Regions from separate parts of the Mus musculus genome. Here all the other regions are linked to region 5. Evidence: chromatin loops called from intact Hi-C (ENCODE). Cell type or tissue: left cerebral cortex. All regions are shown on one strand.

Region 1 (5,000 bases), 300 kb before region 5:
AGCCAGCCCCAATTAAATGTCGACCTTATCAGACTTGCCTTGGTCATGGTGTCTGTTCACATCAGTAAAACCCTAACTAAGACAGGTGCCTACTCCATAACAAGGCACAGTTTTTGGCGAAGGGTGTTTGTTGTTTGCTGTTTGTTTGTTGTTTGTTTTGCATTGCTGACAATCAAACCCAGACCACCCAGTCCTACACACTCAACCCCAAGCTCTCATCAGGGACCTGGATAAAGTATTTATACATGCATTTACTATGAAAGGGACCAGGCTGATGAAAGGATACCCCAGAAGAACTGCTAAATACCAAAGGACATCAACCATTAAAACTGGTCAATAAAAATTGGAGGGACTGTATACTGCATACTGCATCACTGGGCTAAAAACTGTGACCATGAAAACTTAAAAATTCTATGGATTTTCCAATTCCCACATTGCTTTTTTCTATACAGTAGCTCTTTCAGTACCCAATCAAACTTTCTGCTCAGACATCCACACAGAGGTCTCAGTGTCATTGGAACACTTCTATCAGTCAGCTCTTTTGTTTGAACGTAGGGATACCATCCAAGAGGAAGGCAGAAACCCTTTTAAATTTCTTTTGTTGGTTTGAACATGTTTAGATAAACATGTTTCAAAACACCTTCCTAATTCTGTAGTGTATGCCAAAGACCTGCTGTCCGCAGTGTGCCTGCCCTCTGCACAAGGACACAAGAAGCAGACAGGAGGCATTCACATATGACCCACAGTGGGGTGACCAGAGAACGAAACTGTGTCAGTCTGAGCATATTCCACCCACAATCACAGGTAAGTCCTGCTGCCCCAAACCCCACTTCCCAACTCTGAATGAAAAAAACCATCCTTGAAGGGGCCATTAAATTAATATGCAGCCATTGGGCTGGCCTTAATTCTGTACAACTAATGTCATGCTAAGAGAAAATTTGGATAAGCATATATGCAAAGGCAGAATGACTGAAGACGTGAGGGGACATGACAGCCACCTGCAAGCCCACCAGAGAAGCAGGATGCAGATATCTCCTCCATGGCTCTCAGAAGAGGTCACTTTATCTATGTCTTCTCCTCCGTTGTGGTGTTCTACTTTTAAAATCAAGAATGAAGGAGTGAAGAGATAAACCAACGCTCAGATCGCTCATGAAGATCTCCCCTCCAGCTGAGAAGAGGGCTCAGAGGGTGAAGGGCTTACGGTGCAAGCAGAAGGACCTGAGTTCAGATCCCCAGAACCTGTGTAAAGCTGGGTGTGGTGGTACAATGCCTGCAACCCCAGCATCCTACACCAGGGATAGGGGTGCACACAGGAGAGTCCCCAGAAGCTCAGGGCCAGAGAGTCTGGTACATTTAGCATGCTAACTGTCTTAGCTTGGTTCTCTGTCGCTCTGACTAAAGAACTTAGGGGAGGAAGGGCTTATTTTAGCTTACACTTCCAGGTCACAGGCCACCAGTGAATGAAGTCAGGTCAGGAACTTGAGGCAAGAACTGAATGGAAACTATGGAGTAACTGTTACTAGTTGTTTCTCTCTCGATCCTGCTCAGCTACCTTTTTTGGACAGTCCAGGGCCCTCTGCCTAGGGATAGTACTGCCCATGGTAGGCTGGTCCTCCTAAATCAATTAGCAATAAAAAATGCCCACAGGCCAGTTTGATGGAAGTGATTCCCTGGATGTGTTAACTTAGATAACTGTGGGATGTATCAAGTTGGCCATAAAAGCTAAACAGGAACATGGCAAACGACACAGAGACCCCGTGTGCAACAAGGTAGACTGACCACAGCAGAGGTTGTCCTCTGACCTCCACACATTCATGCAGTAACACACACTGGGGGAGGGGGGGCTCTTAAATATGCCCTGGAAAAAGACGACTGGTTGAGTCCAGTGCCTAGGAGGTGGCTAATTAAGGAGACTGTCTAACCCAGTAATAGGACCACACAGCAAGAAGACCACACAGCATTCCTGCAAATGTTGTCAACTGCTGTTTCTTATCCTCAGCATCACACAAAATGCCAACTGCCTGACAGATTTCAGATCAAGCACCTATGTGGATGGGATACCTTCCATTCTTGAGATTAAAATGATTTTATTATTTTGCAATAATCGTGACCCTTTAAAATGCTCTGAAAACTGGCCTCTAGAGAAAACAGTTGAATAAGCGAGGAGTGCCACATGATAAAAAACAAGCCGAAACTCAGCAGCACGTGGCTTAAAATCTTCCTCTGAACCGCAGAGAGACTGCAGAGCTACATATGGTCAATACAGCTGCCAACCGCCATAAAATAACAGTGCAGGCAGCGGGCGTGCTGATCGCGATACAGGGTTACGCAGTTATCTCACTGATTGGGAATTCCGTGTTAACCTAACGTATATTTTAGTTACTTTTCCTTTTGCTGCGAGCTGACAAGAAGTAACTTGAAGGAAAGGGAACCAGAAGGCATTGGCAGGAGTGAAAGGCATCTGGTCACGTGGTGTCTGTAGTCGCAAACACAGGACAAGAGATGGGGCCAGACTATAAAATCTCAAAGCCCCGCCCCGGAGAATCATTTCCACCAATGAGATGCGACCTCATTTCCACCACCTCGCTCATGAGCGCCACCTGCTGGAGAGCACTGATTCAAGCGCACAGTCTCTGAACTATTCACAGTCCATAATCATGATTCAAGTTTAAAATTCATACTTTTGGACTAAGACATATGCATTTATCCTTTTAGAGGAGGACAGAATAATTACCTCAACCAACCGATCACTCAATGCCATCCTGAGGTACTGGTGAAGGGTGGAGTGAATCACGTGCTTCCACAAACCAATGCAAGACAAAATATTTAGTTAAAACTACGAAAGAAGGAAAATCCCAATGCAAAGGGAAAAGTCATGCTTTGTCTTTAAACACTTGGTAGCCCCCTTTTTCAAAATATAAACTTTGTATTTAAAAAAAAAAAAGTTTTCACTGTAATGCGGCAGAATCATTCAAACATGGAGTGTGAAAATAAGAAAAGAACCCAAGAGAACAACTTGTCTGTCAGTTGAGATCTCAGAGATTAATATTTATGAAAACAATTGGCAAACCACAGCATATGCTCCGAGGCGGGAGAGCCTAGCAGATGTCTTGTTAGAAGAAGCAGACTGTCACCCATATGTTCTCAGCCTCAGGATCCCTCAGCCACTTCACTCTTGGAGATCACACAGTGCCCACGTTCACAACCAAGCAGAAGCTGTCTTGAAAGGGAACTTTCAAAATCCTGGCTTTATGCAGAAAGAGGTGAGACGCGGATGGAAAGCCAGCCAAATGACTTCATCTGAGAGTCCATCTGTGGAAGTTGTGCCGGGGAAAGCATGGTGTTTTGTCCTTGTAGCCCATCTCACATCTCTTGCCTCATGTTTTGTCAACAACATTCCAACACCTTAGGAGAAGTAACCCTGCCTCCTTTACACAAGATTGCCTTAGGGATAAATAGCTAGTCTCCTGCCTCAGCTGCTCACCAGTGGACTATTAAGCCTGAGACTAATATACACTAGGATGAACGAGCTGAGTGGGTGGGAAGTGAGAGGGATCTGAAGTCCTGATTAAGTCCAGGGATGGCCAAACGCAGCACAGCTGAAAGCAAAGGGAGTGGACAGCAGAGTACAGGGCTGGGTGTTGGGATTCCCAGATTAGCGGCTGCATAGTCAGTGGCTCCTAGAGGTGCAAACTCTCAGGGCGTCTCAGGAAGGGTGATGGAGCAGAGAGGTCACAGAAGGGGCAAAGGTTGAGAGCTGAGAGGCTAGAGTATTAACAGCAGGATGGTATGGAAGGAAACCCCCTGTTACTAGTGGGTGTCGCCTATAGCACTAGATATGCCTAAGGGTCGGCTGGAGGGAGGGAAGGGAGGGAATATCGGCAGGTGTCAGGATGATGTAGTCAAAGCCTCCACCCCAGAAAGTGCTAGGATCTTAAAGGTAGGATAGGAATCAGCCCTGAGGGAGCAGTGGAGAAGTGCGCGCGCGCGCACACACACACACACACACACACACACACACACACCCGCAGCTCCTGACTCCAAGGATGAGGGAGAAGCTAGTGGCTAACCAATGAAGAGCTGAGAAAACATTGGGCCTGGGGAAGAGAGCTCTCCCAGGAAAAGGGAAGGGACACAGGTCACAGAGGGAGAGAAGAGGAACTTGGGAGATGGGGAGCAAAGCCTGTGGGAAACAAAGGCTGCCCACACCCCCACCCCGGGAGGGTGGCTCTACAGGGTTTGAGGTTTGCACTGTTCACTGACTGGGAAGAGCAGAATGAAATTTCTATCAGGGCTGTCCTTTTCAGAAATAAGACGCTGAGCCTGGGAGGCAGAAGTCTCGTCTGACTCCGCCTAAGAGATGACCAATTCTCCATAGGTCACAAACTATGCTTTTCATAAATCAATGGCTACATGCACCCTGGAGGTTGGTATATTGATATAGCAATCCCTCACTGGCATTGTGGGATTATTGCTTGCTATGGGACCAACAACTCTCCCCACCCGCCCCACTTGACTATACTCTAACAGGGCAAGAGAACCTGAAGTAAGTGGGCTTGATGCTTCAAATAGAAATCACTTAAGTACACATTTCTGTAGTACCCTTGGCCTGCCCCTCTCTCTCTCTCTCTCTCTCTCTCTCTCTCTCTCTCTCTCTCTCTCTCTCTCATTCAAATCATCCCAAGGTCTCACTAGATACATTACCCTGGGCTCCTCATACCAAGCTATGTGCCTAACACATTTCTCTTGCTTTCCCAGGCTATGCTTATGTAAGAAGTGGAGTCTGAGATTTGAATCATAATTGCAATTCAGACAAAAGCTAACAACTGTAAAAAACTGAACCTCCAACTCTACTGGGCAATCTGCAAACACTCAAACCGATGGTGTTGTTTTGCTTAAAGGAGGGAGTATCCCAGAAAGGCTTCAGAGTCTTGGGCTCCAGGTGGAACAGGCAGGAACCAAGCCGATGCAATACTGAAGTACGTGGTAGATGTTCGAAA
Region 2 (5,000 bases), 74 kb before region 5:
AAGGAAACTCCACTATCAAATCACCACCGAGAAACACAGACTACAATAAGCACTTTTGATTGCCACCGAGCACACCACAGCAACAGCCATTCATGCTGGTTTTCTGTGTCTACAGTTATTATTGAAAGCAGAACAGGACACACTTGGCGGGGCGTCTGAGGCAGGAGTAGAGTCCTGGCTTTGGACACAAATACCCTCTGTTCCTTGAGTCGGTCACTTCTCTTGGTCCCCATCTCCTGGTCCCAACGATGCCTACTGTGGAGCTGACCTCCTCAGCCCTTCCAGTGTTTGCTTTGTACGCTATCCACATTCGACCTTGCAAGTGACCCTTGAACTCTTGCCTGGTCTGGGTGGTGATAATTACTGCATCAGCTAATTAACTTATGAATGTAGTCATTACGGCTTTGCCGTGGTAAGCACTTTGCCTCTCTTACCTCTTTCCTCCCCACACCCCTATGCAGAAACCACTGTGAGTTCCATTTTTAAACTCAGGAGATGTAGCCCAGATAGATTTCATAACCTGCCCAGGGTCATAAGGTTTGCAAACCAAAGGGTGGGGATCCCAGCACAAACCTTCTGTTTCTAGAGCCCCTCCTTTTAGCTGCTAAATGGTGACACCTTTCATGCCTACCAAGTTTGACAGGATTCATCAATGAAGCACTATCCTGGACCCAGACTAGACTTGGACTGTGAATTCTTTCAGAAACAACTGGATCAAGCAGAAACACTTGGACTAAGTACTTCTTTCACACTTCAATCTCAGGAGCAAATAACATGGAAAAGATATTCAATTAAACCTTCCTTCCCACAATCTGTGGGGAAATGAACAAAGAACAGGAACTGTGGAGCCACTGGTGTCCTCCAGAGAAGGCACTGGGCACGCAACACAGTCACAGAAAGGCTCTCTCCCTCACAGCCCGGGGGACAGGACTCCAATACCTAACAGCTGAGAGCAGTCACCAGCCTCAATCTCCTCAGATAAGACAGTCTGAGGCAAGTCCTGTGAAGTAACCAAAAACTACCTGTGCACTAAAATATATCATAGAGTGCAATTAACTGTTCACCAGCGCGAACACCATGAAGGAATTTTCTAGAAACCAGAAATGGTCCTAACCTAACTAACACGCTGCTTTTCTGTATGATATACATCAGTATTTCCCCAGTTCATATACAAACTCGAATCACAAGGGCCTTGCAGTAGGCTGAACTCCTTTCACTGGGCGAAGGGGATGGACAGGGAGAGAGAATAGCTGAGTTCTAGAACCCTGGCTGCCCAGGAGGCCAGTTTTGGCAAAGCCTGAGGAGTGAGTCCTCCTTTGGCAAGGCCAAAAGGAAATTACTTCAGCGAAGAGGGGCTGGTAATCTCCTCCAGCAGGACAAAGCCACATTTGCGCGGTGCACATCGCCTACTTTCATGGCCAAAGCCTGGGACTTCAACCCACCCTTCTTTCCAGCCGCGCGCTGAGAACGGGCCATAGGGAAGATGAGGAGAAAACACACATTTTAATCAAAACAAGGCAGGGAAGGCAGGCTCGCAGGGCCTGTCTGGGGCGTGCGAACCACTTCCTCTTCTCGGATGTGTCTCGGGTTGGAGATTATGAAGTTGCTGAGAAGCGCTCGCGGCTTCCTGCGCGCTGAGACCTAGGGGACCCGGGGCTGTCCCAGGCGCAGACCCCAGACAAGCCGCGCGCCAGAGGGACAGGGACCCGAGTTGGCTGGCGCTGCTCAAAGCACGTCCTGCTTACCCCAGGGTGCTGATGAAGCCATTGACCGAGCCCTCCGCGTACAGGGACACGATGTCCCCAATGTAGAGGAAGCTGGACATTTTGTCAGACATGCTGCTTCACGCTCCTGTGGCTGTCCCTGCTGTCTCCGCTGCACGCAAGGGTGAGCTCAGGCCCGCTGGGTCAGAGGGGTCCAAGCAGCTCTGCTCGAGGAGCGGCAGCGAGGCCACCGCTGGGGACACTGCGATGGCCCCGCGCCGCCGTCGCCGCCCCTGCCCAGCAGTAGGTTTCCTGTTCCTGGCGAAGTTCTGTCCTACACCTTCGCTCCTCCTCCCTGGCCCGCGAGCCCTCTGCGTCCCCACAGTTCGCTCCCGGCCTGAGCGGAGCCTCTAGGTCCCCTTGGGGGACTCTTTAGACCAGGTGGCGGTGCCCACGGACCGAGAGGGCGGGGAGAAGCCCCGGGGAGGGGGGCGCGTGGCCAATCAAGCCTGGGCGGCCAGGGGCGGAGCGGGGCCGGGGCGGGGCCAGTTCTCGGGGGACGGGCCACCCCGAAGCGGCCAGGACAGAGGCGTGGGAGCCACGCTGGGCGGCGCTGCGGGGGTAACGGGGACTCAGCCGGGGGCATTGGTTCTGGCTCAGGGTGATCTTGGAGGGGCAGCCCCGAGACCAGCAGCGACAGTCTGGAGTGACTCCGGGAGGGGAGGGAAGACGACCCCAAGGACCCAGGAGAGACCCAGGACTTTCCAGATGCGGGCTGGGAAGGGGTGCAGTGCAGCCAGCGTAGACAGGACGACCCGGAGCGCGCAGAGACAATCCCTATTTGCAAAAGGCAAGGGACTTAGAGGGGTTTGGAGGAAAACTGCCGACACGAGGGTTCAGATGGAACCGGCCTTGAGGGACGCCGACTGGAAGAGGGCGCAGAGCAACCACGCTGCTTGGAACTTGGCGCGCCGGTGACAGTCCAGCTGAGAGTAGGAGCCCGCAGGCGATGGGGGTGGGAGGGGGTGGGAGTAGGGTGGGTGAAACGCTGTGGTGTTCGCACCACCACGCAGAGGCCTGGAGAATCCTGACCGTAAAAGCTGGAGTCTGAGTGGATGTATGTTTTGAGTGGAAAAGTTAATTGAGAGGGAGGAAAGGGTTGAAGAAGACACAAATGAAGAGAAGAGGAAAGGAGGAAACACTCCTGTGGAGCTGTTCTTGGATCCTGTTTTTCTTAAGTTCATGACTGGATAAAAGGATCCAGCAGCTGCAGCTGCTATGGTGACCACCCTGGTGACCGTCAGTGGGTGGGTCAGCGATGGCAGTGAGGGCTCACAAGTGAGGGTAACTGGGTTCCATCTCCAGGAACCGGTGACAGCCTTTGTAACCCCCCCCCCACACACACACACACAAGGTTATAATAAATAAAACTGGAGGCAGGACATGAGTGGGAGCAACCCCTCTGTTGTGTGTCAGTCCACCTCTAGAGTACTGTTTTAGAAATGTTTGGTCCTACCCTGTGGAAGATACTGAAGAGGCGAATGCCGTGATCAAACCACAGCTGACCAAAATCAGAGTTTAGGGGAGTTTTGCCTTCCAATTCAAAGATGCCTGGGATGGAAAGGTTTTAGACAGCAAGGAACAGAAAGGAAATGCCAGTCTCGAGTCTTGGTGTGGGACAAACCCCACCTTGTGTAGAAGCAGTGTATTCTCATTTCCAATGCCTCTCTTCCTTTTCCTCTCCCTCCCACCAACTGAGCCACATCACCAGCCCACAGATCTGGTGACTTAGTAGGTGAGAGGTGCCCATTAGGAGTTGTCCTGTCTACGTTCATATTGGTGTTGGGAAACAAGGGATGGGCTCTGAGTTATAAAATCTCTAGGTGAAACAAGATGGGTCTGGGATGGAGGCATCTGCTATCCAGAGCATTGGAAGTTGTGTTCTGAGATGGCCCAATGGATGCTCAACAATTGCTGGCCTAAACCTGGAAGGTTTTCTTATACAAAGTCAGGCCAACAGGAACAAAATGGGTGTGTGACTGTTTCTCCTGACAAACAGATAACGTGCCAAGCTGGGTTCCCAAGTTCTGGCTTCTTGTGAGACCAGCCTCAACCCAGAGTAGGGCCCCCTAAAACCAAGAGTCCCAGGACAGGAGTCCAGTTACCTAGGGTAAGACGCCATCATCCCGAGGTACCTCTCAATACCTTCCCTTGCCTGGGGCTGCTTCTCTGACTCTTACATGCCTGGATGCTTTTTCTCCTGCAGCTCTTAATCTGATCTCTCTGCTTCTCCATCATGGTGACTCTCCTCCTTCTTCTTCCCATTCTCCTTTGCCCAGGAAATCTAAAAGTCCCGCCTCTGTCTCCCTGCCCAGCTGTTGGCCGCTGGCAGCTCTTTCTTTCACCAATCAAAGCCAACTGGGGGCAGGAACCTTCAGTCTCTTACAGGTATACATACCGGTTCCTGTGTATTAAATTTGTATTAATTACAAGTAGCATTAGAACCAACCCCAACAGGTCTGAGCTGAGGGTTGTCATCACTCTGGAAGAGGACAGTGCATTAGTAAGTTTTCTCGTTGCAGTGATGAAACACCTGGGAAAAGCAACTTAAAGAGAGAAGGTTTGCTTTCCCTTGGGGTTTGAAGGAAGGCATGGCGGCAGGAACCCAGGGCAGCTGTTACATCTACTGTAAGGAAACAGACAAATGAGCTCAGGTATCTGTCCTGTTCACCCCCCCCCCTTTATTCAGCCTGAGACCCCCGTCCCATAGAATAGAGTCACATTTAGAATGGGTCTTCCCTCCACAGTTAATCATCTCTGAAAACACCCACACATGCCCAGGGGTGTGCCTCCTAGGCAACTCCAAATGTAGTCAAGTTGACAATGAAGATTCACCCACCACATGGGTAGATAAGGGCAGGGCCCAGGACACGGGGTTCAAGCAAACCTTGACAAAGGCAAAGGCCTCACTGAGGAATTACCTGTTCTTTGTTGTTGTTTTAATAATCTCAAATTTGTGAAAGACTTTTTCAAAATAATACAGTGCATTCATCAATATTTATAATTTATCACAAGTTTTATGGCTGTCTTCACACACACTACACACTCAAACATATACACACTCACACACATACACACGCTCACATACACTCACACACAAACACACACACTCACACATACATACATACACACACTACACATACATGCACACACTCATACACATATTCACACACACACACATCTTCAGGATCTTTTGATGTAGATAGCAAATATCATGACGATTTACCTGTCATTACT
Region 3 (5,000 bases), 65 kb after region 5:
TGGGATGTCTTGAGGTGGCCCCATTGCAGCATGGGTTGTCTTGAGGAGGCCCCATTGCAGCATGGGATGTCTTGAGGAGGCCCCATTGCAGCATGGGATGTCTTGAGGAGGCCCCATTGCAGCATGGGTTGTCTTGAGGAGGCCCCATTGCAGCATAGGATGTCTTGAGGTGGCTCCTGTACTTCAGGCAGCTCTCTTCTATGGGGCTGGCAACCTCAGACTCTTTACCAAGTGGGATAAGTTGCAGCCTATCAGTAACCATCTGTTTTAAGTGTTCTTTCAGAAGTGTTTAACCAAGATGGCACGGGTGCTCAGCATGTAAAGGTGTTTGCAGAACAAGCCTGACAACCCAAGTCCAATCCCTAAGACTCACCTATAATAGAGAACAATTCTACAATGTTCTACGACCTTCACATGCACGTTGTGACATATACACACATACATATCACACACACAAACATAATGCACACACACAATAAATAATTTTAAAATGTTTTCATTCTTTTCTGTCTGCTCTTTTATTTTTTTGCTTTTGTGTAGAGAAATTTTTTAAATTTATTTTATATAGGGGAGTTTTGTCTGTGTGTATGTCTGTGTGCAAGATGTGCACTAACCCATCCAGATTTTTGGGGTTTTTTTAGACATGGTCTCACTATGTAGCTCTGGCTGCCCTGGAACGTGATGTATAGAATAGGCTAGTCTCAAACTCAGAGATACAAGTACCGGGATTAAAGGCAAGTGCTACCAAACCTAACTGTCAATTTCATTTGTAAGAGGAAGTGCAAGACCTGTGGAGGTTCCCAGTTTGACCACAGTGGTAAAGTACACTGTTGGTGGAAATGAAGACAGATGTGAAACACAAGTGGAACTTCCTATAGACGAGTGGGAAAAAATATCCCAGAAGCTGAGATCCTCAAAATTATTTCCTCGATTTCAAAATGCCATTCCATCTACTAGAATTTTAAATCCCAAAGTCATGTGTTACTAGGATTTGAGACCTTTGGAAAGTGACTGGGATCTTCAGGTCCCCTTAAGGGCCCATTCATGTTGATGGGCTATAATGTGATTGACGTGTGCTCTCTTGCCCTGCCTTGTAACAGGCCCGGATTTTAGCACAACTTACTCTACGATGAAGTATCATAAAACTGAGGATGTAGGCAGCACCACCTGCCAAAACGAAAATAAAAGTCCATATCAAAGTCCATAGTTCTGGGAAAGTCTGTAAATGTACTAACCTTGCTTTTTGGTTTCTGTAGTTACACTTCTACCCAACTATTTTTGTTAACTGAGTCATGTCAACTCAAGATACGAATTTTGTGCTAGAAAGTTCACCCTGAGGAAGGCTGGGATCCTGAATACCCAGTATAGTCGATGGCTGGCTAATCATGACTATCTGTTGGCTTAAACCACATCTGAGGAGTCTTCTCTGGTGGATACCTCCCAACCTCCTCATCTGTTATGTCCTCCTCTGTTAGGATTCACCAAGAAGGCTCTCTCACGATGACAGTCCACCTTGATAGTGGACTTCCCAGCCTCCAGAACACTGTAGGGAGTAAACGTTCTTTGTAATTGCTTGTCTGTGCTATTCAGTTGTAGCAACAAAAAACAGGCTCACATACCCACCCACCTCCAACTCCAGAAATGATCATCTTGGAAACTATGATAAACAGTTTGTCTGAGTTCCACAAACCAGGTATTTGCAGATTCAGGACTCACTTCCCATCAGAATATCCCCAGGCTAACAGAAATGACCTTTCTGCTATCACCCTTCACACGGAAAACTGTCAGGAAGCCCCAGTTCTAAATTTACATTCTGAAGCTGATCTTTCTTAAGATCGAACCTGCCTAGACCGGGCGTGGTGGCGCACACCTTTAATCCCAGCACTTGGAAGGCAGAGGCAGGCAGATTTCTGCGTTCGAGGCCAGCCTGGTCTACAGAGTTTGCACCTCCTACCTTCAAATGCTCTTCTTCCTCCTTTTCACTTTACTTATCACCCGTTCCTCATCACAGAGCTGTTTAATGCTTTCCATTTCCCCCAGGCACTCCCACTCAGAATTAAAGCACTAATCTAGTCTCCAGTTGGGTAAGCACCTCCTGCCCCAAACTAATTAGCCACCCTTTTCTAGCCATTTTGATTTCCTGGAGAATGTTAATTTCTCGAATTTAAATGTTGTGAATGGCGGGCTGCGAGTATGCTTTGTGGTATACCTGCAAAGTAAAAGCAAAGGAAAACAAGTGTTCCAGATAAACAAAACAAAGAAACGAACGAACAAAAACAAAACCCCTCACAAACAAAACACATTCCAGGCCAGCCAGGACTACACCGTGAGGCATAGCCTCGTCAGAGCTAACAGACAGAATGGAGGAAGCACCTTCCCTTCACAGGCTCGGTCCAGCGTAAACGCGAACCCGTAGCAGCTCAGCCTGCACGCGTCCCTCCTCCCCCACACCAGCCCTGGATCCCACCCGCCTGACGTCAGCAGGCCCGCAGGCTGGCCCCGCCCCTCCCCGGCAGCATGCTTCCTTAACCACGCCCCTCAAGGAGGAAGGCCTGTGATTGGTCCGGAGGCGTCATAAATTGGCCAATCGCTCGCGCTCTAGCAGCTTTTGCGCACCCTTGCGTGCGTGGTGAACATGGCGGATAGACTCACTCAGCTGCAGGACGCTGTGAACTCGGTGAGGGCTTTCCTCTGCTCGCCAGCCTTGCTTTCCTGACGCGGAGAGAGGAGGAAGGGGCGAGGCAAGGCCCCGGGGAGCGCGCAGATTGAGGTCGCCGCGGGCGGCGCACCCCGTGAGGCCTGGGTCTCACGTAGTCCACAGGGCGGGGTCTGAGGAGACGGGCCTGTCCTGAGGGGAGACCGGGCCGGGCGGCTTGTCCTGAGGGGAGGCGGGACCCGGGGGCCTGTCCTGAGGGGAGGTCGGAGCCGCCAGTCTCTCCTAAGGGAGGTGGGACCCGGGGGTCTCTCCTGAGAGGATGTGGGACCTGCCAGTCTCTCCTGAGAGCCATGGGACCCGGGGCCTCTGGTGAGGTGCGAACTTGAGGAAGGGAACGAGTGGCCGCTAATAAGGAGGGGACCCGACGACGGCCTCTCCTGAGGAGACTCAAGGTCTGCGGCCAGGTAGCCAGGAAGCGAGTACTCAAGTTCCAGGGATGCTTCTAGAACTTCCTTTGTGGGGCAGCACACGCCTAAGCACTTTTGTGTGTATCCCTCCCTCGCGTTTCAATTTCAACCTGCCAAACGGATTTCTCCTGTGATTCCACCTCTGAGGCTGAGACAGGAGGATTGCAGCGAGCTCCGGGCCAGCCTGAGCTCCAGTTTGATAGCCCATCTCAGAAAACAAAACACAAAAGACCACAACAAAGTGTTGAGTGTTTGTAGGTTGGTGTATGAGTGACCAGGGCGTGAGCTTGCCTTGCTTTCTGTAGGCCTTCACTCCTCCCTCCGCTCTTGGCGACTCCAGCACCAATGGTTGGAGAGTAACGTCTAGAAGAGGCCAGATCCTGGCCTCTCCGTTTCTTTGCATTTGTTTAAGTCTGCTTTACGATCTTCCCTAAGAGGCTCTTATAGGTGGAGTGAAGCTCTTACAGCACAGTACCACAGAACAGTGAATGTACACAAGAGGGATTTTTGTTTTGTTTTGAGATGGTCTCACTGTGTAGCTCTGGCTGACCTGCACACTGTGGAGACCAGATTGGCGTTAAAAACAAAAAAAAAAAACAGCCCAGTAATCAAAATCTACAACAAAAGCTCCTGAAAACTGCTAGCTTCTCTAACTTTGTCGCCTCTGGCTGTTATTCTGGCTTAATTGTACATGAATGGAAAACTAAATACTGAGCCTGGAATGGTGACCCACATCTTTAATTCCTGTAATCCCAGCACTTGGGAGGCAGAGGCAGGCGGATTTCTGAATTCAAGGCCACCTGGTCTACAGAGTGAGTTCCAGGAGAGCCAGGGCTACACAGAGAAACCCTGTCTCGAAAAAAAAAAACCAAACCAAAACAACAACAACAAAAATAGTGCAACAGTTTTCCATTGGTAATTAAAATCTCTTAGTGTCATTCTGGTTGTAGTTTGATGTAGAAGAGCCTACACAGTATATGCCTGCTGAAAAAAAAAATCTAAATACCTAGTTCTCTGGACAGTGTTTTTTAAACAGGAATGTTATAACAAGGCTTCTTGGTAATTCATCATTTTTGAGAGTACATTGAAATTGTGTATCTACTAGTGGGAAGACTAGTCTATTCTGTGTAAATAAAGTAGTTTTAAAGTTGAGGGGCTATCTCTTAAATGTTGATGAAGTCACCAAGGTACATTCTGTTTTGCAAAGATTCCCTGGGCTGCCAGCCAACCTCTCCCAAGAAAATACTTTTGTAATTTTACAAGTCTTTCTTGTTTTAATTTAAATTTTTTTGGTTTTACAAATCTTAATAATGCTGTGTAGAAGCTCATCTCCTAAGTATGCATATTCATGTAGGTCCTATAGTTAGGATGTTAAGGATACGATATAGTCTTAGGAGTACTGATAATTGAGTTAATATGTATGCCTACTGTGTCTACAGGGAATGTGTTTACAAAGAACTATTCTAGGAGCTTAGAAAGATGTCATAAACTCAAGAGACTTTTAGATGATGCAAACAAACCCCATATGTGGCTAGGGAGTTACAGTGGATTGTTTTCAGCTCTTAAGAGCTAAAGTAGATTGGAACACAGAGCAATATTAACATTTGTTCTGCCATCTGGAAACTCCATGTTCATTTCTATAATATATACAGTACTTGTCATGGAGTTGGTTTTTCAATAAATATTTTTGAACAGATTAATAATGGGTCTTGAATGAATTTACAAGACAGAACACTAGCTGCTGTATTGAGTAAGCTTCATTTATATTTTTCTTTCTTATGACAGTGCTGCTAAATAGAACACTGCAACTTAGAAAGCCAACCAGGTTAGCTTTTCAATGACAATTCAGAATTTTACATTGAAATAATGACAGCAAA
Region 4 (5,000 bases), 58 kb after region 5:
ATTAGATCTTATGACTGGGGTGTGGGAAGCAGACAGCACATCAAAGGTTGTTACAGAGCAGGCGGCCCAGTCAAGATGGCGTGGTTACTCGAACGGAACTTGGGAGAGTGATGGCTCTGCTTTATCTGACATTTCAAAAGCAACCCAAACTGCCATCAGCATGGGAGGGTCAGGTTTTCTATTTTCATACGTACTTTCCATCTTTAACCAGCCAGAGTCTCTTTTTCCTTCCACTAACTCCATTCTAGAAGACCTTCCACTCCTCATCTTCTCCTCTTTCCCAATCAGATCCGTATCTTAAAACCACCCAACTAACTCCCTCGTCGACTGCGTTACTAAAAGGCACCTTAGACTTCCCTCCATTGTCTGACACAGCAGCCAACTTTAGGAGCAGCGACAAAGTGCATCCCTCCTAAGTGGACTAATTCTCAGTCCAAACACTCAGGGCAAGAGGTACAGCTGCTGTCACCTGTACCATAACCCCAGCTCCGCCATCCACGGGAGGCTCACCCTTCGACTGTCTGTAATGTCCATGCTGCCTTTCACCAGCCAGATGGGGAATATCAGCTTTTAATCACACAGCTGTTGAGTGTCTCAGTTCTATCCCTCTCCTGCACACAATAATACTAACTTAAAACAGAAAGAACAGCACACAGGAAGGCAGCAGTGCCGTGCCGTAATCAGAGGTGAGACAAGGTAAGGAAAACCCCAATCCTCAACTAAGTGCTTCTCTTTCTGTGAAAAGTTTCCGGATATTAAGTACTGAAACTCCAAACTGGAAATAAAAGCTCTGGCTCCCAGGCCTCCAGACACAGGAGCTTTCCAAATCAACCCCAAGCTCAACCCTTCCTCTCTCCCACCTTCAGAAGGATGTTCCGAAGATACGCACTCGCAGATTAAATATAACACAGCATTATGCTGTGAAAGGTTTGGGGGTTTTTTGTTTGTTTGATTTTTGTTTTTGTTTTTTTGGTTTTTTTTTGAGATAGGGTCTCACGTAGTCCAGGCTGGCCTCCGAATCCTTATATAGTTGAATCTGATTCTGCACTCTGGATTCTCCACGTTCTAAATGCTGGGGTCTAGGCCTGTACCACCACACCCAGTCCATGCCATGCTCAGGAAGGGCACCAGGCCTGCTTAAATGCTAGGCGAACACTCTACCAACTCAGCTACATCCCCAGCCCGGGGGCAAGATATTCCTCTCAGAAAGTGGCTTTGCTGAAGTGCAGGGGTCATGCAACTTGCAGGGCAACACACCAGGTGTTGCTACGTTTGTAGCAAACGAGCATTTGGAGCCTCCAGAGGGTTGGATTGATTGCTAGCTCCTGGGGCGTTGAGGATTAGAGTACTCAGGCTGTGAAACGGACCTAGCATTCAGCCAGGGCCAGAGGCCAATGCTTCCTCTCTGCTGTAAGCCAGAGTTTTCTTCAAGAAAATAGGTGTGTGTGTGTGTGTGTGTGTGTGTGTGTGTGTGTGTGTGTGTGTGTGTGTGTATACACTTAACACACAAATATTTGTACTTTTCAGTACTGGCCTTAGTTGTACTCGAAGATCCTAAAGTGCGGTACTATCCCTGGCTTTTCACAGATAAACATTAGGAGAAATGATCCCATCACTCAGAAGACTATTGTATTTGCTACTTGTCTAGAGCTCAAAACAAGGAATGTACTTAACGCAGCCAGAAACAACACGTGACCACCAGCGTGGCACAATTAGTGCTTTTCATGCTTCCCATTAACGCCCCCGCTCCTGCCCAACAGTCGCTAAACCCCTCTCTCTCAGCACAAGACCTAGGATTTCACGTCCCATCACTGGCTCATTTTTCCTCTCAAACTGCAAATCGTCACCCAGTTAAAAAAGCAACTAGATTTCGGAGTATCAAAGTCAGCTACTGCGTGGAACGCCTTAGTTCCTCGATGGACTTTGCTACCGGTAGCCGACGGGTTCGGTTTGGTTTTAGTTTGGGCCTGACGCTCACTCTCCGGGCGGTCTCGAACACATAATCCTCCTGTCGCAGCCTCAGGGGTGCTGCGCTTACAGGCGTCCTCCCCGAAATTCAGTTTAAAAGGCCGTTTCAATGCGTCCAATTAAAACCACAAACATGGCTGCTCCCTGCCGGGAAGAATGCCTCAAAGGGGGCTACTTATCTCTTCCCGGTTCCCAGCCCAAACCAGGCGCTGGCAGGATGGACACGGTCCCGAACCCGCGGCCTGACGCGCATCTGCAACCGGGGAGGGCTGCACAGAGCCGGGCAGCCTGCGGCCCTGCTGCAGGAGCGGAGGCAAGTTCGGGAAGCTCACCGTCGCTGGAGTTCGCCTGGGCCTCGGCGCTGCCCGCCGCCAGCACCGCTAGGACCAGCAGGCGCAGCCGCCACATCGCTGCGGGCCGGGGCGCGCGGGCCAGGGGCGCGCAGGCCAGGTCGCTTGCTACCCCGGAGCGCCCGCGCGCATCGCTTTAGCGCGCCGGCCCCGCGCGTGCACCTGCCGCCCCAGCCCCGCCGGGCGCGCGCTTCCGGCACGACAGCCGCGCGCGTCCCCGGCCGGCCCTTGCGGGCGCGCGCCTCCTGCCGGGGCTTCTGGGCTCCCCGGGCTCACGGGGCAAGCCGGGACGAGTTCTTGCTTTTGTGTCTTTCCTTTCTCTCTTCTTCTTTCCTTCCTTCCTTCCTTCCTTCCTTCCTTCCTTCCTTCCTTCCTTCCTTCCTTCCTTCCTTCCTTCCTTCCTTTTTTCTTCTTTCTCTTTTCTTCTTCCTCTTTCTGTCTTTCTTTTTTCTTTTCCTTTTATTCCTTGTTTTTTTTCAAGATAGGGTTTTTCTGTGTAGCCCCAGCTGTTCTGGAATTCACTCTGTAGACTAGGCTGCCCTTGAACTCAGAAATCGCCTGCCTCTGCTGGTACTAAAGGCATGCACCACCACCACCCAGCTACTTTTTGTCATTCTAATTGTGCAAAATAACTCTCTCTCTCTCTCTCTCTCTCTCTCTCTCTCTCTCTCTCTCTCTCTCTCTCTCTCTCTCTCTCTCTCTCTCTCTCTCTCTCTCTCTCTCTCTCTCTCTCTCTGTCTCTCTCTCTCTCTCTCTCTCCCTCCTAAGACTAGGTCTCTCACAATCCAGAGTGACCTCCAGCTGCTATGCAGTAGAGATGACCTTGAACTTCTGACCTCTCGCTACTTCCTCCCAAGGGCTGGGAAGATAAACTTGTGCCACCACTAATGAATTTCATATTTTATTGAGATATTGAGGCACAGTGAGGTGCCCCAAGCCACAAATAGGATTCTTAGTATCTTAAAAGGCACTTATGAAAAGGGGACTGGGGAAAACTTAAAAAAAAAAAAAAAAACAAGCATAACACAAACTTGAGTTAATAATATAACCTGTCGCACTCTTTTCACTGAGATATGTCTCAATGTAGGATACCAATGACAGCCATGATAGAAACGGATGTAAAATGTATGAGAAATTTTGCAATTTTTCCTGTAACCTAAACCTATTTTAAAATAAATTGATAACATTTTAAATGGAAAAGGCAGGATGTCTGGTGCTTGTTTTTCCAGCACTTCGGAGGCTGAGGTAGGAAGCTTGCCAAGAACAGGAGAACACAGACTCCATACATAGTGAGACTGTTGAAAAATAGTAATGATAAAATCAGTAAACAAATTAACATAATGGACAGTGCTGGAGTCATTCCTATGCAACACCACTTACAGCAGTGGTTCTCAACCTTCCTAATACTGCAGCCCTTTAATACAGCTCGTGTTATGGTGACCCCAAACCAAAAAATTATTTTTGTTGCTACTTTATAACTATAATTTTGTTATTGCTATGTCATAAATGTCTGTGTTTTCCATGGACTTAGGTGACCCCTGTGAAATGATCCCCCCCCCCAGGGTTTTGAGACCCACAGGTTGAGAACAGCTGACTTAAAGTATCCTTGTGTCTGCAGCATGGGTGTGCTCTGAAAGTCAGCATGAAGGTATCCATGATTTCCAGGTAAGGGTAACAGAGGAATACAAACATCCCACGTCGTCATATCACACACATTAAACCAAACATCCCAAGTCGTCATATCACACACATTAAACACATGCCTGCTTCTCTCAAGTATCAGCTACATTCCTTGTGCTTCTTTATTGTTTTAATTATTATTACTTATTTTGGTTTTGTGAGACACGGTCTTGGGCCTTTCATTGGTAGCCTAGGATAGCCTAGAATTCACTATGTAGCCCAGGCTGGCCTCAACCTCCTGCTGCAAAGAACCCCTGTTTGTGCTTAAGAGCCCTTTGCAAATAAAATAAGATAAAATAAAATAAAATAAAATAAAATAATAAATAAAGGAATTCAGTGCTTGGGTTTTGTTTGTTTGTTTGTTTAGAACAACATTGGAAGATTGTTGCCTCCTGCCGCAACTGTCTAAGCTACTACAGCTGACCTTAGGTCTGCTTTTGAAGTGTTTGCTGAGACCCATGGGGAAAAATTTTTTTCTCTCTTCTAAGCAAAAATATCCTTGAAAACTCACAGCCTCAGTCTACTTCTCAAATCTCCTATCTGTGTGCTGTTGAAGAGCCGCCAGCCCACGCAACAGAAGAGCACTCCAGGATCACGGGGCCCATTATGGACTTGTCTGGGACGGCTGCCTTGCTTTTTTTTTTTTTTTTTCTGTGTTTGATTTTTAGGTTCATGTATGAAGGTGTTTTTCTGAATAAGTATTAGTGCACCAGGTGCATACAATGCCCGAGGAGGCCAGAAAGGGAGCTTTGAATCCCTTGGAATTGGAGTTACAGATGGTGGTGAGCTGTGAGTGCTGGGAATTGAACCCAGGTCCTCTGCAAGAGCTACCAGTACTCTCTTTTTTTTTTTTTAAAGATTTATTTATTTATTATATGGAAGTACATTGTAGCTGTCTTCAGACACTCCAGAAGAGGGAGTCAGATCTCGTTACGGATGGTTGTGAGCCACCATGTGGTTGCTGGGATTTGAACTCTGGAAGAGCAGTCGGGTGCTCTTACC
Region 5 (5,000 bases):
AAGACACTAGAGCTGAGATTTTCTTGGGGGGTGCTGAAATGGAAAGAGCTGTTTTTCTTGTAATATAAGTTAGGATATTAAAATTCTGCATTAGATACAGGAATTAAAAAAAATTATTCTTAGAAAGTTTTACCACATTCAGATAATTTTCAAAAACTGCACATACCTCCTGTAAGTTTTGGTCTTCTTGAGTCCAAGAATTTAAAACATGTGCTCCCGAATCACTAACAATGAAATTCACCTAATAGACGTCAAAGAAACAATTAGTATTCCACTCTACTTTCTCAGTCACCATCACACTGTAAAACCACACACGATTCCTAGCACTGGAAATCATCTGATCCATCTACTGTACAGGCATAAATGCCTGGGACATGCAGCTGCTATTCCAGCACTGAGTATATGGGAAAGAAGAGATAGATAAAACAGTTCTGTCACAATGTAGAGAATGTCTGGGGTGAAAAATGTGGTAAAGCAGTATAGGAAAAACACAAGCAAATATAATGTACAGGGTCATTTCAGGGAATGATAAATGCTATGAAAAGTAACTCAAAACTACTCAAGACCAGGTGTTGACACATAGGCCCTCTACAGACGTAGCAACTTGAGGGGGCTACAAATTGACTAGTGAACCAGCCACAAAACAAGCCAGGAATAGATAACTCCAAGTACAGCAAACAGCAGATGTAAAAGGTCTTAAATTTAAATACACTTCCCAAAAGGCAAAATCCAAAACAAGTAGAAGGTTTAAAGGTAACCCTGAAGAAGCAGGGTATTTGAGCACTGATAGCCATGAAAGGCACAGACAGCCACACTGACAGGCAAATAACAGTCATAAACTACATTCTTTCTTCACCCTCAGTAAAATACAAAGTTAAAAAATACTGTAAGGGATGAAAATACAACTCAGTGATATAGTGTTTGCCTATCATGCAGTGTTAGCATCAATCCTAGCACCACAACAAAACAAAATCCGATCAGGTAAGATGATAAGGACCTTGGCCAAGCAAAAAAATCTCATCTGCTAGGTTCCAGCTTAGGCTTCTGCAAGTAAGATCGAACACATGCCATCTACTTGCAAATAACCCTGAAACATCTAAGATACTCAAACCTAAAGGTAACTTTAATATTTGGAATTTCTATCAAATGTCAATGTTTCCTCTTACTGATGAAAACAAAAGAAAAGAAAAACAAAACACCAGCAACAACAACAACAAAAACTTAGTTTTTTGGAGTTGGGGAAATGGTTCACATCTTTAATCCCAGCACTTGAGAGAAAGGTGGACTTCTGTGAGTCCAAGGCCAACTTGGTCTACAAAGTGAGATCCAGGACAGCCAGGGCTACAAAATAACCTCAACATTCCCAATTGTTCTCAAAGTTCAGTGCCTGTTCCATGCTTACAACATACTTTATATATGGCCTAACATGTATAGATAGTACATACTTCACTGGACTGTTGGAGAGGCCAGTAGGTATACAGTACTTTGGGATACACCTGGATCTTGTAAGTGCTCAGCGCCATCATTACTGCTGTCTGCAACTAAATACCAACACTGCACTAATCATAAAGGGCAGCTCTACATACATTTGAACTATACAGTTATAAATCTACAGTAAATTCACATAATAATTATAGACACAGTTAATTAAGTACATCATCCCATCACAATTGTGTTCATAACACTCACCAGCTTTTTGAAAGGAAATATGTCATACATTATTCTACAATATTCCATGGAAGATTCTACTGAGCAAGTCCACAAGGATTTGGAGATGGGAGCCAAAGGGATGATGCCTTGGGTCCTGTTCTTCACCAGCATATCAAACTCCACATGCTGCCTACAGGATTCTGCCATGTATGGGCAGTGATCCACAACAAACACTGTTTTATGAGATTCAGAAAAAATCTTCATTTTGTTTTAACCTGTAAAAGGATAAACAAACTAGTCAAAACGATGACACATAACATTTATCATAAATGATTTCTCACTTAAGTGTGTTTTCAAGATTTGATACGGATCCTAAGTTCTGAGAATTTTGTGCAAAAAAGGCCAAAGTAATGGTGCCAGTTCAAAGAATATGCCACATCATACCATGCAGTCTATCTACCAAATGAAGTTAGTTCATACTTCTTTTTTTCTTTTACAAAGCACTTAAAATAGAAGAAAACATCTGTGCACATTGTATTTGATTCTTATGCCTACAAATCACAGATCTAATTCCTCAAATGTATTTATGGTGATCCTTGTTAGGGGCTAAGGGAAATCAACAGGAAAAGACTGACAGCAAAAGTACAACCCAAAATAGACACACATCTCCTACGGTAACTGCATATTGCGTCTTTCTATGGCTTCAAACTCATCCTCTCCCTCCACTTGCAATACACTACAGTAATTCACCACGTAGACCACAACAAGCAGATGCTATCCCATGCTGGCGAAGAGAAAACACTTCTAAAACTTTTTCTTATAAACACAGAACATGTGGTGCACTGCCCTGCTTCGCTCCTAAAATTTTACAGACCAAAAAAAAAAAAATTTTTTTTTTAAACCTACATTCTAAAGCACCTGGGAAACAGCAAGTGTTCAAGGTAACAAACCACCTTAGGGTCCCGCTATTACCTCCTGCTGCTCTGGAACGCACCGCCCCTCCCCGCCAAAGTCCCTGTCTGCAAACCTTCTGCACACACCTGACTGCAAGGGGGGTGGGGGGCGGCGAACGAGGTGAGTGGATGGGGAAGACCTCGGCATCGAGGTTCGCTTACTTTCGTGCCTGGTCCTGCAGTGAATGAACGGAGGCTGAGAGAGAAGGCGGACGAGGGTGGGTGGGGAGTCGGCGCACAGTCGGTCTGGTACAACCCGCAGAAGACTGACTGCCCGGCTCATCTCCCAACACTCCGGCTGCTTAAACGCAGGGGCGCGCGCATGCGCGTGCAAGCACAAGAGCGCACTCGGACTCGCGCGTGCGCACGGCGCTCTCGCACAGCCCCGCCATCTTCCCTTCTCCTTAGAAGCCACCAGAGGCCGAACCGGAAGAGGGCGGAGCAAGTGAGGGGAAAAAAAAAGCCTTTAACATTTGTTCCCAATCAACCGTAGGGAAGAACGGTCAGGACGACCCGAGAGATCCCCCCACAAAGTACTAAGCCACGGCCGGGACAAGCCAGCCTCGGCTCTGGACAGGCAGAGCCTACCCACCCAACCTCCCCTCTCCGCCTCCAGTCCGGGCCGGTAGCCCCTCGGAAAACACGCGAGAGTGTGCGAGCGGCAGAGCAAAACCTTGAGAGGGGGGCGAGGAGAGAAGCCCCGCCCCCTCCCCGTTCTCCAATCAACGGCCAGCCGTTTACCGGGGGTGGGGCCTTCGGGAACCAGCAGAGGGAAGTCTCGCGAGGCTTGTCGCTCAGCGGCTGCGGGTCGCGGAGGTTCTGGTCCGCCCGGGATGGGGCCGAGACGAGTGGGTTTCCCGTACGTCCCGCCGCTGTGTGAGCAGGACTGTGCGTCCGCTCGCTGAGCAGGCGCAGCGAGGGCGCGGAGACCACTCCGTGGGCACTCCACCTCGCGGGTGGTCGTCGCCCCAGGGGGACTGAAGCGCAGTGGAATAACTACACGCGTGGGCGAGCCTCTGAGCCGGGCTTCCTCTCTCCGTGCTCTCCCTGAGGTCCTGCCGGGAACTGAGGTACGGAAAGTTCCCTGAAAACCCTGGGCCTGCACGCCGCGGGACACCCCTTCCGGGTTCCCCTTCCTGCCACTCGGGAGCTCCGTGGGCGGTGGCCTGAGGGACTTGTCACTGTTGAGTTTACCTCAGCACACTTGACCGCGTTTGCGCCTGGGACTTAGCCACGGTCCTGAGGGAGCTGCTGGGATCGTTTGAGTCCCTCAGCGGCCTTCCAAATTCGGTTTCAAGTTGAAAAACTGGTTTTCTCCAGACAAATGTTTCAGAAGCTCCAAGTGTGTGCATTCCACCATTTTCAAGAACAGTGCAGTTCTCTGCTTTCAGAGTGATGTGTGTGGACAGGATGCTTATTGGTGTGTGTGGTCTGCACGCATTCTTTCTTTATCCCATTCTAAGGTTTTCTTTGAAAGACACATGCTTTTTATATTGCTACCAGCATCTGTGTCTGCTCCTCAAGAGTGAGGACTCTCTTTTCTTCCCGTCCTCCTTTCCAGAACACGGACCTCAGAACTGCCTACGTTCTGTATTCCACTCACACTGCACCAGGTTTTTTTGCTTCTTTCACTGTGACTGTTACAGTTGCCCTTCCTCCACCCCAAACCGGTGTCCCCGCCTCAGCCTTCCATACTTACTGTGACATGTATTCGCCTGAAACTTTTTCAAGTTCTAATTTAAGCATATCGATTCATCAGGGTTTTTTACCATCCTATCTCATCATATTTTACCTTTTCAGTGTCATCTTATTGCCACCCCTAATTCCTTTCCAAACACTGTGCCATGTGAGTCCATATAGTCTGCTAGAATGCTTGCTTTTCCTTCTGTCTTATCATCTATCAAAACCCAATTCATAGATGATTCTTTTTAGACTCCCTCCGGTGACATTGACAGTACAATGAACTCGGATAGCTCTTGACATAGTTTTGCAGTATTCATTAGGATGTATTATTTGTTCAATTACCTGTCTCTCCTGCCAGCTTGAACTTGAGTCTGGAATCATGTCTTATTCATGTTTAAAACAAATGCTATCTCAGTGTTGGCACAGAGCAAGCAATATATATATATATATATATATACACATACACGCACATATATATATTTATTTATAATGTCATTCTAAAGAATTTGATATAAAAATTCTGTCTCTTAGAAGTCAGAATATTAGAACCTAAAGGAACTTTTTTTAGGGTAAAAGCCTTTACTTACCTGCTTTGAACATGAGCAGTCATGTACTCCTAACACTTATGTAATTGTACTTTTGTTGTTAGTGGTTGGAGATTGTATATAATATCAAAAGCACATGCATGCACACACCCTATGTATTCAAATGACT
Region 6 (5,000 bases), 720 kb before region 5:
AACCAGGTATGTGTTGGAGGCCTCTCTCTGACCACTGAGAAGTGACAGTTAGCAGACTGGCTAGGGAAAGGCTGAAACCCTGAAAAAACAGATGTAGCCAGGTGTGGTGGCGCCTCTCATCTCAACACTCAGGAGAGAGAGAGGCATGTGGTCGATAGAGGAGTTCCAGGCCAGCCAGCGCTTCATTGTGAAACCGACTCAGTATAAATCATCTGACACAACTGCTCCGGATGGGCCGGCCCAAGTGCAAACACTGCACACACAAAAACACATCGTGTTACATTGATGCTCCCATCCCTAGATCGTTAGAAACATTGCATATGCATAGGGTAGCTCCTAGAACATCCCACAGGATAGATACAATAAACTTTAGTGTGCGTTCCACTATTTTTTTCCAAAGAAAAGAAAAGAAAAATAATACATTAACTTAGAAGCGTCTGCTGTTTACGGGAGTGTCTCAAGACTCAGAGTTTTAAAATACCAACTCTTTTTAAAGTACAGTTTTGTATTTGTTTAGAGTTTGTTCCAATCGTACCAGAAATATGATTTTAAGGCAGACACGGAACTCTGAGACTAGCACATTTGCAGTGCAATCCCCCGTCCCTAGAAAATGAGATTTTTCTCTCAATTCTCCACCAAATTCACTCATGAAAAGCTGGCACTTGAGGTAGGAGTGAGCATATTATAAATCTATTTAGAACTTGCTTAAATTAACAAGAGAATAGTTGGTAGAGGGACTTAATATATTGGAATAAAGGGTCAACAGATGAAGAAAAGAGTTTTTAGTAAGAGATGTGCTTGCTGAGACAAAAAAAAAATGCCTCTTTCACATGAGGAGGCTTATATCTTCACATAAGGAGTCTTAAATCACTCTGCTCATCCTGAAATAAAAAGCCTTTAAGGTCTGCTTGTCCAGCCCTGTCTTCCCAAGGTCTCAAGCAGTCACCTCCTATGGAGAGGACAAACACTTGACTGACCAGTGACAGAAAAGGACCAGGCTAAGGTCACCAGGCTATGGTCACCAGGCTAAGGTCACTCACCACAGGCTAGGAATCGCAAATCTCTTGGTCTCTTAAGCCAGTAACAGCGTGAAGTCAAAGGACTTCCACAACCATGGGACTAGAATGCCAGGTAGAGTTTCACAGCTGTGGTTTCCAACACCTTGAAAATGTAAATTTTAGCTGGTTAGTAAGAACATTTATAAATTCAACACAAAGTTCCCTAAGTCTATCGATGCAAAATTAATGAATACTAACTGCATTATTGAATAAAGATTCGTAGTTGTTAAGTTGGAAGATCACATGATGTACTAAGTTCAGCTGATGTTTCAAATCTTCTACCTCCTTAGTGGGTTCTGACTCAGCTGTTAATTCATTAAAATCAACCACTGACTCAAATAATAGCTTCCAGAGGCTGAGGGCCCAGGCCAGTGGTAGCACTCTGGCCCAGATTGTCCAAAGTCCTGAGTACCATCCCTAGAAACACACGAGATCACATGAGATGTAATACGGAAACTACTATTTTTATTTTCTGCCCTAACTTCGTAATTTTATCATGTTACTATTTATAACTTCAGACTGAATAAGCAACCTATAAACCTGGCCAAAGTAAAAAAGAAAGCTTCTATTACATGTTACAAAACCATGCAAATGTCAACTGTTGCATCTTCTTTTCAGTCGTGACAATAATGGCAACAAGATGTAGCTCACAATACTTAAAATGCTGTTTTTTTATGTAATTTTAAATTTAGGGCAAGCCATCTTTCTCGTGACTGACATTATCAAGGCTCTACAGAGCCTCTAGCTGACAGCATTAGCTGAATTTTGTTTCCTTTGCCCCCGTGGTTGGTTTGTTCAGTTTCAGGAGCTTTAGCCCATCAAAACCAGCATCCTTGGCCCAGAAAGCTGAAGTCCTCAAGTAGAGGGAGATGCTGGGCCTAGTCATGCTCTGGCCAGTGCCTCTGTGACCTTGCCTGACTTTCTTCCCTTACAGAGTTCAGGGGACTGACCTAGCAGATGTATGAGCTGTGGCTTCCGGTTTACCATGCCTTGTCACAGTCAGCTTGTCACAGTCAGCAGAGGGAGTGCTTCCCTTACAGTTTCTTAGAAACTGTCACTCATACACCTTAAGTCAGGGGTTCAACACCACTACCCAAAGAAAGTGGACAGCCCTTTGTCTCCAAGCACAGGTATGATCTTAAGCTTGAGAAAAGCCTAAAATTGTTTCCTGAACTCCAAGGCAAACTCCCAATACCAGGGCTACTTTGTAAAAGTTAAGAAGGCAAAATATTTGCATGAATGAAACATCTCTCCCCCTAGTGTGTTTCAGACCTGGGCAGAAGAGAAACAGCAGACCACACAAGAGAGGGTATCTGGGGTCACAGACCCAAACCAGGTAAATCATAAAAAAACATTAGCAAACTGGGTCTACAATGAACGACCTTCCAGCGAGTGCTAGACTATTCCTTCTGTGGTTTTCATTAAGATAGACTGGGAGAAGTGGGGACCCAAGGCCCAAACCAGGAGTCTCCCTGGAGAAACCAGTGATTAAATATATTAAAACCAAAACCAAACGGAAAGCGTCCAAGTACGCAGATGAGCTCAGGTCCTTGTACACAGCAGTCTCTGAAAACTCATTGGGTACCCAGTATCGTTTAATTATTAGACCATCGCATATCATATATAAACATTTTATTCCTTAGTAAGAACTTTTAAATCACAAAATAGTGTGGCAATATTTAGGTAATATGGAGTGCTGAAAATACTAGAATATAAAGATAGTTTCTAGCTTATCTTTACATACTAAACTTGTCTAAACCAGCTGGTTTTTCTTGCAGATAATATTTTTATTTGTTTAATAATTTAAGACAGCGTAAGCTTGCACCAAGCAGTAAAAGCATGTAACCAAAGTGCAAACATTTCACCAAGTCCGCCCCAAAAGATATTTTAACTAAAAATATCATTAGCAGGTATCTTCTCCCTACAAAAATAGCATGTCAGACATCATTAATTGGGAGTATCAACAGCTATGTACATACAGCCGCCTTGGTAGGCTAAGAAGTTTTAACGTTGTTTAAACACAGCGTTTGAGGCAAACAGTAGCAACAGCAGCAGCAAACGACCCGAACACTCACAGCCCCAGGTAACTTTCTTCACTATTGTGTCTCACCCCTTATGTAACATTCAAGTGAGATTTCTCAGTGCTACCTTGGCAACAAACTAAAAATATCTAGACAAGGTCTTGGTTTATGCCTGATTTTGAAAAACTTTCTTCTGGTATCTGGTTTTGGTCTCCCGAAAAATACATACAGCCTTGAGAGGCCTGGCAAGGCCTTCTCTATGTTCACAGCACTTCCCATCACAAGGGACTGCAAGCCCCTCTCTCCACTTCTGTCATCTAAGAATTCAACAATCAATCTGTTTGGACTTTTCTTTTCCCAGCCCAGAGCACTTTAACATCCATGTCCTTCTCCAAAAAAAAAAAAAAAAAAAAAAAAAAAAAAAAAAAAAAAGTAATGTTACAAAAATTTGGGACCATGATGGATAAAATAATGAGGGATCAGAAACACAAATATATAACCTATGACATATATGTGTGAGCTGAGACATGAAACAAAGGGTTTGAGGTCAATTTGTCAATAAAGTGCGAGCAAAGGCGCCAAGGCTCCAACCTCCCTCTTCCAGCTCCCACCACAGTGCCTCAAGATGGCCCAACTCTCAATTTCTCCCAACAGGTGCAAGGTATAGACACACTCCAGCCACCTCATAACCGGGCAACAAGCATTCTCACTTCTTTGAAAATAGGTACCTTCCAAAAAAGATGAACAATACAAAATACTGCCATGTAAAAGTAACTCTCAGAGACTCTCAGGTAATGGACCACCTCCTAAGGGGACAGTTGGGAGACACATCTACTGTTCCAGGCTTGGGTCGAGCCCTGGTACCAGGCACTCTTAAGTCATTCCACATGGCTCTCCCACCCAACAGACTCCTGAACCAGAGTCTGTATTTGGAAAGAGTGAACGAGAACTAAAGGTAAGGAGAGTAATAGAAGATAACCATTTATCAGGGAGGCTCCTTGACAGCAGGGACGGGGGAGGGGGTGTGAAAGGGTACTGGGTGGGGTGGCAAAAGGGTGAGACGGACAAAACAGGAACTCCAAACATACACAAAACACCTGTTTTTGTCCTAAGCCTGTCGAGCATCGCTTACTCTTCCTCCCTGGCACGCTTTAGAGGACGTTTGAACTTGGAAACCCGGCGACTCCTCGGGAGCCCCCTGCCCTGTTCTGGAAGGAATGCTGGGTTCAGGGGGCGTCCTTGGCCGGCTGCGTGGCATCTTCCTGAGAGCTCTCCGGGTTCACAGCGCGCGGCAGGTGGGTGCGGCTATGCGCGTGCTGGGGGCGCAGCGGCCCCGGGGGCGCCACCTCGTGCGCCAGGAACGGGGCACCGGCGGTCGCGCCGGCCTTCTCCGGGGGTGGCGACAGCACGGACGACAAGCAAGGGAAAGCGGCGGCAGCAGCAGCGGCGGCCGCTGCTGGGATGCCGGGATACAGCAGCGGGAAGGGCGCGGCCGCCGCGGGGTACAGATACTTGTCCAGGCCGCTCTTGTCTAGCCAGGGCTGTACGTAGGCGGCGGCGGACGGCGACAGCAGATAGAAGGGCAGGCAGAAGGGCGCGGCAGCGGGCTGCGCGAAGGGCGCGCCCCCGCCAAGCGCCACGAGCGAGCCGAGCAGCGCGGGCTCCGGGCCCAGGAGCGCGCCGCGCGCCTCCAGCTTCGGCCTCTTGGGCGCAGGCGACGAGTCCCCGGGTGGCTCCTGCTTGACGGCCGCGCGGCCCTGCTCCGCCTCGCCTCCGTAGCCGCTGTCGGTGTCCGTGTCGTGTTCCGGCTCCGTGCCGGGCTGAGTCCGCTGGATGACCGGCACGCAGCGGGCGACGCGCTCGGGACCCGAGGCGGCCGCAGCCCCCGCGCTGCAGGGCGCGCGCCCAGAGCCCCTGCCGG

Evidence for each region. Hi-C counts contacts between places; a loop is a spot of excess contacts. Peaks named below come from ENCODE experiments on the same cell type or tissue, not always from the same donor. Only the 100,000 strongest peaks of a DNase experiment are listed, where the experiment ranks them.
Region 1: it touches region 5 in a loop (2.6-fold over the local background); 2 of 42 quality-filtered maps call a loop at or near these places.
Region 2: a loop joins it to region 5, with 2.3 times the contacts of the local background. A loop is called at or near these places in 13 of 42 quality-filtered maps.
Region 3: a loop joins it to region 5, with 3 times the contacts of the local background. A loop is called at or near these places in 10 of 42 quality-filtered maps.
Region 4: it touches region 5 in a loop (2.3-fold over the local background); 10 of 42 quality-filtered maps call a loop at or near these places.
Region 6: it touches region 5 in a loop (4-fold over the local background); 2 of 42 quality-filtered maps call a loop at or near these places.

The regions. Positions count from the first base shown.
Region 1 is chr6:146,279,077-146,284,076 of GRCm38, forward strand. The region is part of intron 37 of Itpr2 (inositol 1,4,5-triphosphate receptor 2); the gene reads right to left. Among named protein-coding and RNA genes, the nearest start is that of Gm35596, 62 kb to the left of the region's middle. In left cerebral cortex, a CTCF peak has its summit at 2,607 (motif pointing left); DNase peaks (open chromatin) are centred at 2,593, 3,152 and 4,842.
Region 2 is chr6:146,500,042-146,505,041 of GRCm38, forward strand. It overlaps Itpr2 (inositol 1,4,5-triphosphate receptor 2), which reads right to left and starts at 2,182. Exons shown (of 57, transcript NM_019923.4): 1 at 1,746-2,182. The coding sequence starts at 1,837. In left cerebral cortex, a CTCF peak has its summit at 2,313; DNase peaks (open chromatin) are centred at 169, 1,488 and 2,190; H3K4me3 peaks cover 2,177 bases; H3K27ac peaks cover 1,296 bases.
Region 3 is chr6:146,639,976-146,644,975 of GRCm38, forward strand. It overlaps Med21 (mediator complex subunit 21), which reads left to right and starts at 2,604. Exons shown (of 4, transcript NM_025315.3): 1 at 2,604-2,677. The coding sequence starts at 2,636. In left cerebral cortex, a CTCF peak has its summit at 2,628; DNase peaks (open chromatin) are centred at 2,529 and 3,239; H3K4me3 peaks cover 1,688 bases; H3K27ac peaks cover 1,397 bases.
Region 4 is chr6:146,632,086-146,637,085 of GRCm38, forward strand. It overlaps Tm7sf3 (transmembrane 7 superfamily member 3), which reads right to left and starts at 2,507. Exons shown (of 12, transcript NM_026281.2): 1 at 2,301-2,507. The coding sequence starts at 2,376. In left cerebral cortex, a CTCF peak has its summit at 2,590; DNase peaks (open chromatin) are centred at 1,760 and 2,372; H3K4me3 peaks cover 1,544 bases; H3K27ac peaks cover 1,367 bases.
Region 5 is chr6:146,574,536-146,579,535 of GRCm38, forward strand. Ints13 (integrator complex subunit 13) reads right to left here and starts at 3,300. Exons shown (of 18, transcript NM_138757.2): 1 at 2,766-3,300; 2 at 1,690-1,925; 3 at 167-241. The coding sequence starts at 1,914. It overlaps Fgfr1op2 (FGFR1 oncogene partner 2), which reads left to right and starts at 3,376. Exons shown (of 7, transcript NM_026218.2): 1 at 3,376-3,673. In left cerebral cortex, a CTCF peak has its summit at 3,043 (motif pointing right); DNase peaks (open chromatin) are centred at 2,974, 3,323 and 4,241; H3K4me3 peaks cover 3,232 bases; H3K27ac peaks cover 2,427 bases.
Region 6 is chr6:145,858,547-145,863,546 of GRCm38, forward strand. Bhlhe41 (basic helix-loop-helix family, member e41) reads right to left here. Exons shown (of 5, transcript NM_024469.2): 5 at 1-5,000. The coding sequence ends at 4,306. Among named protein-coding and RNA genes, the nearest start is that of Bhlhe41, 4.4 kb to the right of the region's middle. In left cerebral cortex, a CTCF peak has its summit at 2,075; DNase peaks (open chromatin) are centred at 2,002 and 4,747; H3K4me3 peaks cover 2,098 bases; H3K27ac peaks cover 1,108 bases.